2 separate regions of the Homo sapiens genome follow, and region 2 is linked to region 1. Evidence: read pairs that join two places in POLR2A ChIA-PET (ENCODE). Cell type or tissue: PC-9. All regions are shown on one strand. Links, peaks and the distances in the headings refer to the core of each region. The heading gives the core; the rest is flanking DNA.

Region 1 (7,859 bases), core at 1,196-6,195:
TCTTGAGAAAAAAAAAAAAAAAAAAAAAAAGAGAAAACATGTATCTCAATCCCACAACTGCAAGTAATTGAATTTTGCCAACAACCTAACTGATCAGGAGACAGATTATTCCATAGAGCTTCTAGAAGTCCGCTTAGTTTGCTGACACCTTGATTTTAGATTCCTACTAGAGATTTAGATTTAGAGATCCCTACTAGATTTCTGTTCTACAGATATACATTTGTGTTGTTTTAAGCCACTAAATTTGTGGCAATTTTTTAATGGCAGCAGTAGAAAACTAATGTACTCTCAGATTTTCTCACTGGGTCTACCAGTTCTGCCTTTTAGTAAGCAGGCAGGTAAGAGGATGGTGAGATGGTGTTCTTTTTTTGGCAGGGACTGTCTGCTTCCATTCTCTACCATTGCTTCTCTTGCGACTCCTCCTGCATGGTTTGGGAAGGCAGCAGAATGTTTTCCTTTTTCTTTTCTTTTTTTTTTTTTTCTTTTTGAGATGGAGTCTCACTCTTGTCGCCCAGGCTGGAGTGCAGTGGTGCGATTTTGGCTCACTGCAACCTCTGCCTCCCGGGTTCAAGTGATCCTCCTGCCTCAGCCTCCCGAATAGCTGGGATTACAGTCATGCACCACCATGCCAACTAATTTTTGTATTTTTAGTAGAGATGGGGTTTCACCATATTGGCTAGGCTAGTCTCAAACTCTTGACCTGAGGTGATCCACCCGCCTGGCCTCCCAAAGTGCTGGGACTGTAATCATGACTATGGGTGTGAGCCACTGCCCCCGGCCAACAGCATGTTTTTTTATACCACGGATTGACAACTTTGTTGTCCTCACTCTTTCTTATATATAGGCTCTAGGCTGGAGGTGGATTTCTTGATGTGTCCAGATCTTACTCTCTTAGTCACAATGTAGAGGCAGGAAAAGTCTCATTTAGCATTGTTGGACACATTTCACAAATCTTTGTCCCTTGTTGTGTGTTTCAGTGCAAGCACATGTAGACCATTTTTAAGCATTTCCGTTCCTCACCAGCTACCTGAATTCCCTCTGCCTGCATGAGGTCTGCTTGATGGAACTCCTGTTACTGATTGTCCTCTGCATTTTAGTGAACACACCTCTGATGTTGGACTATGCACTGTTGGTTCTATTGCCTGTCTGAAATTAATTTTATTTAATCAAAATAAAAACTTTAATCACATCTCTAATTATAAACCTCTCCTCCCATGTTCTCCCAGAGGCTTGAAGTAGGAAAGGAGGAGGTAAGATCTGCCTTTTTCTTCCACTCTCCACCTTTTTTTGTTTGTTGGTTTGTTTTTGAGACTGAGTTTTGCTCTTATTGCCCAGGCTGGAGTGCAATGGCGCGATCTTGGCTCACTGCAACCTCTGCCTCCCGGGTTCAAGCAATTCTCCTGCCTCGTCTCCCTAGTAGCTGGGATTACAGGCACCCACCACCATGCCTGGCTCATTTTTTTTGTATTTTTAGTAGAGACAGGGTTTCACCATGTTGGCCAGGCTGGTTGTGAACTCCGACCTCAGGTGATCCACCCGCCTCAGCCTCTCAAAGTGCTGGGATTACAGGCATGAGCCATCATGCCCAGCCCCACTCTCTACCTCTTGTCTCACTTGCTAGATGCTCTGGGATTAGCTAGGTAGGAGGAGCTAGAAGTTGAGAGCTATTTTTTTTCCTTTCTTTCTTTTTTTTTTTTTAACCTAGCCAGTCCTACTCTGCAAAAACCTCCTGTGCAGCAAACATCCAACGGACCAAGTCAGCTCCTTCAGCACATAGCCAGCAGGACATCATGGCTTATGTCTGAGCGTTCCAGAGCACAAACAGAGCCTCAGGTTTGCAAGGATAGAAGGCACCCTAAAGATCAGTTGTTTCACTGCTTCTCTTCTCCTGCTCTTTGAACTTGAATCCTCCCTCTTCATTGGTCTTCCAGGATACATATATGGCAGATCCTTAGGGGATCTCAGTACTTATTTTTTAAAAAAATATGTAAATGAGTTTTTTTAATGATTAAAAAAATTTTTTTCTTTTTCTTTTTTAATTTTCAAAAATTTTCCATAAGTTATTGGAATACAGGTGGTATTTGCTTATGTGACTAAGTTCTCTTTTTAAATTTTTTTTGAGATGGAATTTCACTCTTGTTGCCCAGGCCAGAGTGCAATGGTGCGGTCTCGGCTCACCGCAACCTCTGCCTCCTGGGTTCAAGTGATTCTTCTGCCTCAGCCTCCTGAGTAGCTGGGATTACAGGTATCCGCCACCACACCTGGCTAATTTTTGTATTTTTAGTAGAGACGGAGTTTCACCATGTTGGCCAGGCTGGTCTCAAACTCCTGACCCCAGGTGATCTGCCTACCTTGGCCTCCCAAAGTGCTGGGGTTACAGGCGTGAGCCACCACGCCCGGCCATGAGTAAATTCTTTGGGGTGATTTGTGTGATTTTGGTGCACCCATCACCCAAGCAGTATACACTGCACCATAGTGGTAGTCTTTTATCCCTCACCCCTCTCTGTCTTCCCACAAGTCGTCAAAGTCCATTGTATCGTTCTTATGCCTTTGCATCCTCATAGCTTAGCTCCCACATATCGGTGAGAACTTACGATGTTTGGTTTTCCATTCCCGAGTTACTTCACTTAAAGTATTAGTCTCCAGTCTCATCCAGGTGACTGCAAATGCTGTTAATTCATTCCTTTTTATGGCTGCATAGTATTCCATCATATATATATATATATATATATATATATATATATATATATATATATATATATATATATACCACAGTTTCTTTATCCACTCATCAATTGATGGGCATTTGGGGTGGTTCCACGATTTTGCAGTTGTAAATTGTACTGCTATAAACATGCGTGTGCAAGTATCTTTTTCGAATAATGATTTCTTCTCTGGTGGCACCTTATTCTGTTATGGAGATTTTCTTTGAGTTCTTTTGAGGGCAGGGAACAAATCTTAACCATTGCGTCAACATCAGCCCCAACTCAGAGCCTGAAGCCTTGCAGGAACTCAGTGAATGAATGAGTGAATGAATGAATGCATATTTTTGAGTCCCAAACTGGCTTCCCTGTAGTTTCCATAAGGTAGTCCTTGGGTAATTCAGAATGATTTAAATCCCCTCTCTACAGCATCACCTTTAACTATAAAAAGCTATCCTGTCCTAATTAAGTGTTTCATTCTGATTTGATATATTTTCAAACCCTTAAATGATATTCCCACACATCAGTTACAACCTTTTCTGTTTTAGTTATATAATCACCTCCTAAAGAATGTTCTGCTTTCTGGAAGACATTCAGCTTGAGGGTGGGGTGGAAGTGATTGTGTAACTATTGCAAAAGCCTGTGGTTTGAATCTTTCCAAAAGTCTTATCTCAGCAGCCCAGACGCAGTACTCTGCCAATAGTCACAGCTTCTCTGTTTCCCATTGTGTCATCTGCAGACAGCCCTGACGAGGGCGGAGAGCTCATATGGAAAGCGTCATGGTGTGTTTTAAGTGTAACAGAATATCAAATGGGACTTTTCATGGTGTCTTGAAATTTTATCTGAATCCCCAAAGTTGAGAGCAAGAGGTGATAATTATCCCCAGATTTCTGAATAGGATATTAGCACAGACATATCCATGCAGAAATTATGAAGCGACAGCAAAACTAGTATGGTGATTATCAACCTCAGTCATATCCTCCAGCTGAAAAGGAGGAAGGGGATTAGAAAGTGGCCTTGGGGTAGGGATAGTGTCATGGCATTTCCTGTTCTCTTCCTCTGGGGAAACTCTTGAGAGAGTTCAGGGCTCCTGTGGTGTCCTGGGATTGGAGTAGAGTGGAGGAGGAGAGATTATGAAGGAGTGGGTTTGTGTCTTCCGGCATTTAGGGACATAAATGAATGGAAACTAGGGTTTGCTTCCTGCCTGGTGAGTCTGGAATTTGGGGGGGTGGGTGTTGGTTGAAACCACCAGGGAATCCTAAATGAGAGGGTCATAGTGGAACCTGTTTACACAGCCAGAATTTGTAGTGGTGAGGGCATGCGTTTCCGAGGCACTACAATGGAAAACAGCTGGCCTTGAATCAGAAGTGCTGCCTATGGGGTGAAGGGACTCCAGCAATGAGCTGTTATATGCTGTACTTCTGAGCAGGAGCTGAGAAATTTGCAAGAAACTTCTGGGAGAAGGCTGGGCATGGTGGCTCATGCCTGTAATCCCAGCACTTTGGGAGGCCAAGGTGGGTGGTCACTTGAGGTCAGGAGTTTGAAACCAGCCTGGCCAACATGACAAAACCCTATCTCTACTAAAAATACAAAAGTTAGCTGGGTGTGATGGCGCATGTCTGTAATCCCAGCTACTCGGGAGGCTGAGGCAGGAGAATCTCTTGAACCTGGGAGGAGGAGGTTGCAGTGAGCTGAGATTGCACCACTGTACTCCAGCCTGGGCAACAGAAGGAGACTCTGTCTCAAAAAAAAAAAGAAACTTCTGGGAGAAGTGGGAGAGTGCACTGACTTTGAAGGGAGTTTTTCAGCCAGATGGTCCCCACAGAGAGCCTTCAAAAGCCCCACAAATGCTTCCCATTGGAGAGAGCCAGCATCTGGGCTCCTCCTACTGCAAGGCCATGGTATACTGTATTACAAGAGCATCTGCCACAAAGATATATTTGCCCTTCTTCCCTTAATCCCCCTGCTCCCTGACTGGACCCTGGAGAGCCCAGACACAGCAGAGCAAGAGGGAGCCATGTGAAAGAGTTGGAAGAAGAGCAGACAGTTCCTCCTTCCCATGCTGTAGGTCACCACACCAGGCTGAGACTGCACTGAGTACACGATTGAAGTATTTTTTTTTCTTTCCTTTTATTTTCAGGGACAGGGTCTCATTCAATTGCCCAGGCTGGAGTGCAGTGGTCTGATCATAGCTCACTATAACCTCAAACTCCTAGGCTCAAGAGATCCTTCTGCCTCAGCCTCCTGAGTGGCTAGGACTGCAAGAATGCACCACCATACCAAGCTAATTTTAAGTTTTTTGTAGTGATGGGGTCTTGCTATGTTGCCCAGGCTGGTGTTGGACTCCTGGCCTTAAGCAATCCCCCTACCCTGGCCTGCCAAAGCACTGGGAATACACATATGAGCCACGGTGCCTGGCCTGAAGTTTTTAATAGAAATGTTTAATGAGTTTTCATTCTTGAAAGTAATTTCAAAATCTATGAGATAAGCCCAAGATATTGCCCAGAGCTGGGGAAGGATGCTGTGATGTATCATATTCTGAAGGGGTTATCAGAGAAACATGAAACTGTTTTCTGTTTGTACACTAATGAGCTTAGCTCATTTGATAAACTTAATAAGTAAACAATAATTTTAGGTAAATTCCAGAGAGGCTAGTCCTGAGGAATAGGTGGGCAACACACTATTGTCTAGAACTTTGGTATTATAGACTTGTTTTTAAAGTTTTTGATATTGTTATTTAATTTTTTTAAAGTAATAATCACCTTTATTGAACAGTCACTATGTGCAGGCACTCTGACAAAGTGCATTGCAATATTCTTTCATTTAATTCTAACAATTCTGCAATACAGGAATTTTATCTTTATTCTACAAAAATAAGGAAATTGTATGTCAGAGAAGTTAACCAACTTGTGCAATACAATGATGCTAATAAATAGCAGAGATAGTGTTTAAAAAGTTTTTATTTTGTAATAATTTTATGATTACAGAAAAGTTGCAAAAATAGTACAGTGAGTCCCATATATTCTTCCTTCAGCTTCTCCTAATGTTCACTTCTTATATAACCATAATATAACTACTAAAACTAGGAAAGTAAGTAACATTGATACTTTTTTTTTTTTTGAGACAGTCTCTTCGAGACAGAGTCTGTCGTCTGTCGCCCAGGCTGGAGTACAGTAGCTTGATCTCAGCTCACTGCAACCTCTGCCTCCCGGGTTCAAGCAATTCTCCTGCCTCAGCCTCCCTAGTAGCTGGGATTACACGCTCTTACCACCACTCCCAGCTAATTTTTGTAGTCTTAGTAGAGACAGGGTTTCACCATGTTGGCCTGGCTGGTCTCGAACTCCTGACCTCAGGTGATCCACCTGCCTCAGCCTCCCAAAGTGCTAGGATTACAGGCATGAGCCACTGCGCCTGGCTGATACAATATTATTAACCAATCTATAGACCTTATTCAAATTTTGAGGTTCCTCAATTTTCCTAACGAATGTTCTTTTTGTGGTCAGAATCCAACCTTTGGTCCCACATTACATTTAGTTGTCATGTTTTCATAGTTTCCTCCTAAATCTTTCTTTGCATCATTAAATTTTAAGATTGGGAAGGACATTAAAGGTCTTCTAGATGAATCATCCTGTGGATTCTCAAATACCCTCCATCAAAATCCCTGCTGTTCATTATTCGCACGAAGACACTGCCAGTGGTGGTCTGACCTAAATGGGGCCACCTCCATTAGAAGGTCCACATTTGCTTTCTTAAAGCTTCCACCTATTGGTTCTGGTTCTTACCTTATATATGCCATTTAGAACAAGGCCAATTTCCCTTCTATATGATAGCTTTCAAATATATGAAGACCATTATATTTATACTCCCACTGGAACCCCACCCTCCACTCCTGCCACCAAATCTTTTCTTCTTTACAATGGGCATCTTTAATTCTATCAACTGTTCCCCATATGTTATGGGTTTAAGTCCTTCTGCTTAAAACTACGGGCTTTGCCCTAAAATAGCTTCAAACTAGTCTGGGCCATTGTACCCTGAACTAGCTCCAGTTTGTATACATAGATGTAGATGTGGGTCTGTCTACAGCCGACCCTTGAACAATGTGGGAGTTAGGGTTGCTGACCCTGGAGAATTGAAAATTTTTAAATTACTTTTGACTCCCCCAGAACTTAACTACGAATAGCTCACTGTTTACCAGAAGCCTTACTGATGACATAAACAGTTGAATCACACATATTTTGTGTGTGTGTATATATATATATATATATATATCATACTGCATTCTTACAATAAAGTAAGATAGAGAAAAGAAAATGTTATTAAGAAACTCATAAGGGCTGGGCGTGATGGCTCATGCCTGTAATCCCAGTTCTTTGGGAGGCTGAGGTGGGCAGATCATTTGAGGTCAAGAGTTCAAGACCAGCCTGGCCAACATGGCAAAACCTCATCTCTACTAAAAATACAAAAATTAGCCGGGTGTGGTGGCACATGCCTGTAATCCCAGCTGCTTGGGAGGCTGAGACAGGAGAATTGCTTGAACCTGAGAGGTGGAGATTGCAGTGAGCCGAGATCACACCACTGCACTCCAGGCTGGGCAATAGTGCGAGACTCTGTCTCAAAAAAGAAAAAAAAAAGTAAAAGAAACTCATAAGGAAGAGAAAATATATGCACTATTCATCAAGTGGAAGTGGATCATCATAAAAGTCTTCATTCTTGTCATCTTCACATTGAGTAGGCTGAGGAGGAGGAGAGGAGAGGTTGGTCTTGCTGTCTCAGGGATGACAGGCAGAAGAAAATCTCTAGCCTTGCTCTAGCCTGCCCTCCCTGTAAATAAGACTTCATGAGATATGCAATTGTAAGATTGCCCCTGCTTTTTGACACTGCCAAATTCAGAGAGAATCCAAAAATCCAGATTCTATAGCAAGTCCTTTCTGTCATTTTCATGCTGACATTCCCCATGGTTCCCAACAGCCTGCATTCTCTCCCACTGCAACTGGTAATAAATCCAACGTGTTCAATGTGCTACAGGTTGCGTGCAGTGTACAAGGGTTCCCTTTCCCTCTCTTCTCACCAAGACTTGTTATCTTTCAGCTTTTTGGTAATAGCCTCTCTAAAAGGTGGTATCTCATTTTTTAATTTGCATTTTCCTAATGATAATGA
Region 2 (6,153 bases), core at 1-5,000, 230 kb before region 1:
TCTAGCAAAGTTAAGAGGATTAGATTTTAAAATGTTCTTTATGTCTGCTTGATCTATCTACTCAATTCCTCAAAGCTCAGAAAGTGACTTTCATAATAAAGGATATATAGTAGATGGCCCAAAAGTACTAGACAAATAACAAATGAATGAGTGAATAAATAATTTCATTGAAAACAGAAACTCAATTAAATTTAAGCTTATACCAACCTAAACCTTTCTATAGTAAACACCAAAAAAGTTTCTAGTACTTAAATAAAGCATTCTTTGAATATGGACTGGTCAAACACAATTTAAAAATAAGCTATAAATAGCTAACCATTCTATGAGAGAACATCACAAGGAGAAATGCAGTTGATGCAATGGGAGAAAACAGGAAGAAACTCAACAATTCATAAGAGAACAAGAACTAAACCTATGCCCTTTGATCAGACCAAGTATTAAGATTCTATTTCAGCCACTAACTGAAACATGAGTTCATTCAATCTTCCATAAATTTATACTGAATACAGACCAGAAAAATGCTAAATGCTATTCTTAATAACAACTAATATTTATTGAGCACTTTCTATGAACTGGGTGCTGTTCTAAGTACTATATGTATGTCTATACGTTTATATACATATATACACTAATTTAATCCTCACAACAATGCTATAAAATACTACCATTAGGCAAAGGAAGTTAAATAACTTTCCCCTTATGATACACAACTAATCAATAGCAGAGCTGGGATTCAAACCCAGGCAGTCTAGAGCCAGGGTATGTTATTTTAACCTCCAAACTATTCTATACTTCAGAACACATGGACTAGTATGAGAGAAAACCAAGTAAACAGATAATCACTATAAAGTGTGACAAATCCTATGATATGGGGCAAACAGTTCTCTCGAATACAGACAGATCTAATCTAGCTTCAGTAAGTTAGGGGGCTGCTTCTCAGAGAGAGAGAGAGAGAGAGAGACCTCCACTTCACAAGAAAGTATTAAGGAATGGTCAACTCTGGAAAGTGGGAAGGTAGGAGGGAAATGGCTAGTCTTTGACTTTTCATCTTACATCCTATTACTATTGTTTTTTGTCTTAATCAGGAATGTATTATTTAAAATAAAACCTGCTGGGTGTGGTGGCTCATGCCTGTAATCCAAGAACTTTGGGAAGTCAAGGAAGGAGGATCAATTGTGTCCAGGAATTTGAGATCAGCTTGGGCAACATAGTGAGACCTTATCTCTACAAAAAAATAAAAAATTAGGCATGGTAATATGTGCCTGTAGTCTCAGCTACTCAGGAGGTTGAAGCAGGAGGGTTGCTTGAGCCCAAGAGGTCAAGGCTACAGTGAGCAGTGATCATACCACTGCACTCAACCTAAATGACAAAGTGAGGTCCTGTCTCAAAATAAATAAATAAATAAAACCAACAAAAATTAAACATTTTAACTTAAAAAAAAAATTTTAATTCTCTCAGATACCATTCTCTCCTTCATGGAACCCTCCCTTGAATTCCTCATTTTTCCAAGCCAAATACTTATCAGTTCTATCTCTACTTATACATAGTTCTGTTGTTATACTCATTGCATTATATTGTAATTATTTGCCTAAACTCCTTTCTTCACTACGAGATTTTGAACTCCTTAGGGGAAAGACCTCACATCTAGTAACAGTGCTTAGCACAGTAGAGAAACTCAAATGCTAGTGCTTAGCACAGTACAGAAACTCAAACGCTTCTTGAACTAAACTGAATCAAGAAAATCACCTACAGTAGTCTGACTTATTTGGAAAGAGGGCCTAATGCCATAAAGATCACAGATACCAACCTGGACTTCTATTTAGATATAAATTATACATATGAAAAGAGAGCCACTCATATTTATTATTTCAAGCTGTAAGGGAAGCATGACATATGGAAAGAGCATGCAAAATAAAGCCAGGCAGACCCAAGGTTTTTTTTTTGTTTTTTTTTTTTTTGTTTTTTGAGACAGAGCTTCACTTTGTTGCCCAGGCTGGAGTGCAGTGGCACAATCTCGGCTCACTGCAGTCTCTGCCTCCCAGGTTCAAACAATTCACCACATCCAGCTAATTTTTGTATTTTTAGTAAAGATGGGTTTCACCATGTTGACCAGGCTGGTCTCAAACTCCTGACCTCAGGTGATCCGCCCGCCTCGGCCTCCCAAATTGCTGGGATTCCAGGCATGAGCCACCATGCCCAGCCACAAGATCCAAGGTTTAAATCCCATTCAGCAAGTCACATGAACTTAGCCAAGTCCAAATCTTTCTGTGCCTCAATTTTCTCATTTGTATAATCAGAGGTCAATTTTAGGTACTTACATTTTTATAAGGTAAATAAAATTTAGGCCGGGTGCAGTGGCTCACGCCTGTAATCCCAACACTTTGGGAGGCTGAGGCGGGTGGATCACCTGAGGTCTGGAGTTCGAGACCAGCCTGACCAACATGGAGAAACCCTGTCTCTACTAAAAAAAAATACAAAATCGGCCAGGCGTGGTGGCATATGCCTGTAATTCCAGCTACTCGGGAGGCTGAGGCAGGAGAATGGCTTGAACCCAGGAGGAGGAGGTTGCCGTGAGCGGAGATCGTGCCATTGCACTCCAGCCTGGGCGACAAGAGTGAAACGCCGTCTCAAAAAAAATAAAATAAAATAAAATAAAAATAAAATTTACCTTATAAACTTGTTTTGAAGATTAAATAGAATAACTTGATTATGTAGCATTATAACAGGCATTAAAAAGATGGTATTAATAGCTATCCTTTCCTTTTTATAAGGAAAGGTAAGATTATACCTTTCCTTACAAGATTAAGGTAAGAGCAAAAGAGACTCCTTTAAGAGACAGAATAATCAGGGTTCAGTGGTCATTTAATAAGGACTATATGTGCAAAGGAAAGTGCAAATTACTTTACAGCCATTATCTCATTTACATCTTCACAGAAGGCCAGGCGTGGTGGCTCATGCCTGTAGTCCCAGCACTTTGGGAGGCCGAGGCATGCAGCTCACTTGAAATCAGGAGTTTGAGACCAGCCTGGCCAACATGACGAAACCCCATCTCCATTAAAAATATAAAAACTAGACAGGCATGGTGGTGGGCGCCTATAATCCCAGCTACTTTGGAGGCTGAGGCAGGAGAATCGTTTGAATCCGGGAGGCAGAGGTTGCAGTGAGCCAAGATCACACCACTGCACTCCAGCCTTGGCAACATAGTGAGACTCTGTCTCAAAAATAAATAAATAAATAAATAAATAAAATCTTCATGGAAACAGCACTTATTTCAAAGGATTGTTATCTCCATTTTACATATGAGAGAAAAACCTGTAACTTGTTCAAAGTCACAGAATTATTAGGTTTTAGAACTGAGGCTCAAACCCAGTTCTGTGGCTCCAAAGTCCATGCTCCTCACCACTATACTAAATTACAGTAAGTCAAGCACTTAGTACTGAATACTTAGGATAATTTGTCCAAATGCCTTACAGGCATCTATTTATATGGATTCTTTGAAAATACAATCATTTTCTCCTATGCTTACTTCTCTAGAACTTTTCAATAAGTAAGAATGCTTATTAAAAGTTCCAGCCCTTTCGAAAGTAGTTAAATCCTCCTGGAGTGATCGTATTCACCACCTGAAAAATAATGATATAGTTAGCGCACCACTCCCTTTGGTTTCTCTCCTAACCTACTTACATCCATTCCAGGTAAAGCATTCCATTATCGACCTCCTGCTTGGCCTGCAGCTTAGCTTGCTGATAAACTTCTGAAGTTTCCGGCTCACAGAGACCCAGTTGTACAATATTAGGAAATGGCTGTCGTCCAAGAAGGTGTCCATTTAAAGATAAAAACTCCTGAAAATTCTCACTGACTGCACAATCCTACAAATAAACTGAAATCTCTTAGAAACACAATCAGAGCCACGATCTGACATTTTTCCATTTCTGTGATCTTGCCACTTTAAAAGCTTAAATGAAATATTCTTTATATGAACTAAAATTGAACAGCCAACCATTAAGTAACAAATATATAGTAATCCTCTTCTGACTTTTAAACATAGGGTAAAAATCTCATTATCAAACACATTTCTTAATACATTCTTTTTTTAAAAAAACCACTGAACATCTTATTTTCCTAGCTTTTAAACTTCAATCCTACCTACTTTCCCAGTAGGGTAGGAAGCAAATTAATTAGAATAACCAAAAATCAAAGGAGGGAAATTATCTTCACCCCTTCTATTCTGCTCATTCCCATCATTAAATCTAGAATTAAATGTAAAAAAAAATGAGATTCCTTTTTAGCACTAATTTTTCATGTTAATATATATACCTTTTCATCTAGTATATGTCTGTATTCCACAAATTCATGAATCAGATGAGCAGGGCCTACAAGTTCTGTTTTTGCTTTAATCCAATCCAGGGAAAACATTAAAGCACAAAGTTCCTTTAAAAAACAAAAAGTAGTATCAGCAGCACTGTTAGAGATCAAAAAATTTTAGGTATAACATCATTAACCTCACACTGCTAAGAGAAACAGTAAATATCTAGAATTTAAAGGATGCAAAAGCTAGTGAGAAAGAACACATCCATAGTTCCAAAGAAACATAAAATGGGCCTCATACTTCAGCTCCAAATAAACTCCAGTTGGTTAAAAATTTAAATAGAAAATAGAAAACATTTAAAAATACTAGAAAATAAAAATAAATATTTTTGTAAGCTTGTAGTGAAGGAAATCTTTGTAAACATGACCCCAAAGCAAAATATCAAACAAAAAGAAAAACTGCACTTAACTATATAAAAGTGTATTTAACTACATAAAAATTCAAATCTTCAATACAGTAGAAAGCAATATAAATTAAACTCAAGACCAAAGAAGTTTTAAAAAAATACTTATTTGTAACACATATGATAGATCAGGGCTTCAATCCTTATTTTTATAGAAAATTATTTTTTATAGAAAATTCTAATAAAACAGTAAGAAAAAGAAAAACACGTCAAGAGAAAAAATAGGTAAAGGAGGTAAAAGCAAACAAAGGATGGGAGCCACAATTCACAAAACAAAAAGCACAGATGGCCAAAATCTCACCGGTAATCAAAGGAGAACAAGAAAAATTTACCATTTTTAAAGTATCAGATTTCTGAAGACTAAAGGAGTAACAAGAATATTAGCTGGGGCTGAGCACAGTGGCTCACACCTGTAATCCCAGCACTTTGAGAGGCTGAAGAGGGTGGATTACTCGAGCCCAGGGGTCAAGATCAGCCTGGGCAACACAGTGAAACCTCAACTCTACAAAACATACAAAAATTAGCCGGGTGTGGTGGTGCACACCCGTGCTCCCAGCTACTCAGGAGGCTGAGGTGGAAGGATCACCTGAGCCCAGGAAGTGGCGGTTGCAGTGATTTCAGCTGAAATCATGCCACTATACTCCAGCCTGGGCAACAGAGTGACATCCTGGTGAGATCCTGTCAAAGAAAGGGCAAGGGCAGGAAGAGGGGAGGGCAGGAAGAGGGGAGGGCAGGAAGAGGGGAGGGGAGGGGAAGGGAGGGAGGAGAGGAGAGGAGGTGATTAGCTAGAATCAGAGGAAATGAACACTTTCAACCACTGTTGGTAGGCATGTAAAACAGGGTACCCTTCTGGAGAGCAGTCTGGCAATCTGTATTAAAATTTAAACTGCACATACTATTTGACCCAGAAATTCCACTTATAAAAAAGTATCCTAAGAAAATAACCAGATGAATATGCTTAAACAATCTAATTGTCCATCAACCAACTGGCCATTCATAATGTAGCTATACAATGAAATAATATGCAGCTTTAAAAATCATGTCACTCTATATAAATGACATGAAAAGATGACCATTCAATGTAATTAAATGGTAAAAAGCAATATATGAGACTATTTCTATTATGATCCCATTTGGTTTTAAGAGACAAGTATGTTTATAGAAGCAGCAAAATGATCTAGAAAACTATACACAAGAGCATTAGTAATGGTTGTGATCTCTGTTTTCCTTTTCATCGTTTTTTTCTGTTTTTCCAATGAAAATCAACCATTACCTTTAAAGTCAGAAAAAAGGCTAAAGAGAAACTGAATCCTGCCACACTATCATACATGTCAAAAGCTTTAAAAAGATGCATTGGCTCAGTAATTCTACTTCTCGGAATTTG

What was found. Peaks named below come from ENCODE experiments on the same cell type or tissue, not always from the same donor. Only the 100,000 strongest peaks of a DNase experiment are listed, where the experiment ranks them.
Region 2: POLR2A ChIA-PET joins it to region 1 with 8 read pairs; 2 of 35 experiments call an interaction of 5 or more read pairs at or near these places.

Annotation. Positions count from the first base shown.
Region 1 is chr12:98,435,747-98,443,605 of GRCh38, reverse strand. No RefSeq gene overlaps it. Among named protein-coding and RNA genes, the nearest start is that of TRD-GTC1-1, 64 kb to the left of the region's middle. In PC-9, for the core only: no CTCF peak of the experiment used is centred there; a DNase peak (open chromatin) is centred at 3,335.
Region 2 is chr12:98,669,248-98,675,400 of GRCh38, reverse strand. It overlaps APAF1 (apoptotic peptidase activating factor 1), which reads right to left. Exons shown (of 27, transcript NM_181861.2): 11 at 4,315-4,428; 12 at 3,682-3,866. Among named protein-coding and RNA genes, the nearest start is that of APAF1, 27 kb to the right of the region's middle. In PC-9, for the core only: no CTCF peak of the experiment used is centred there; no DNase peak of the experiment used is centred there.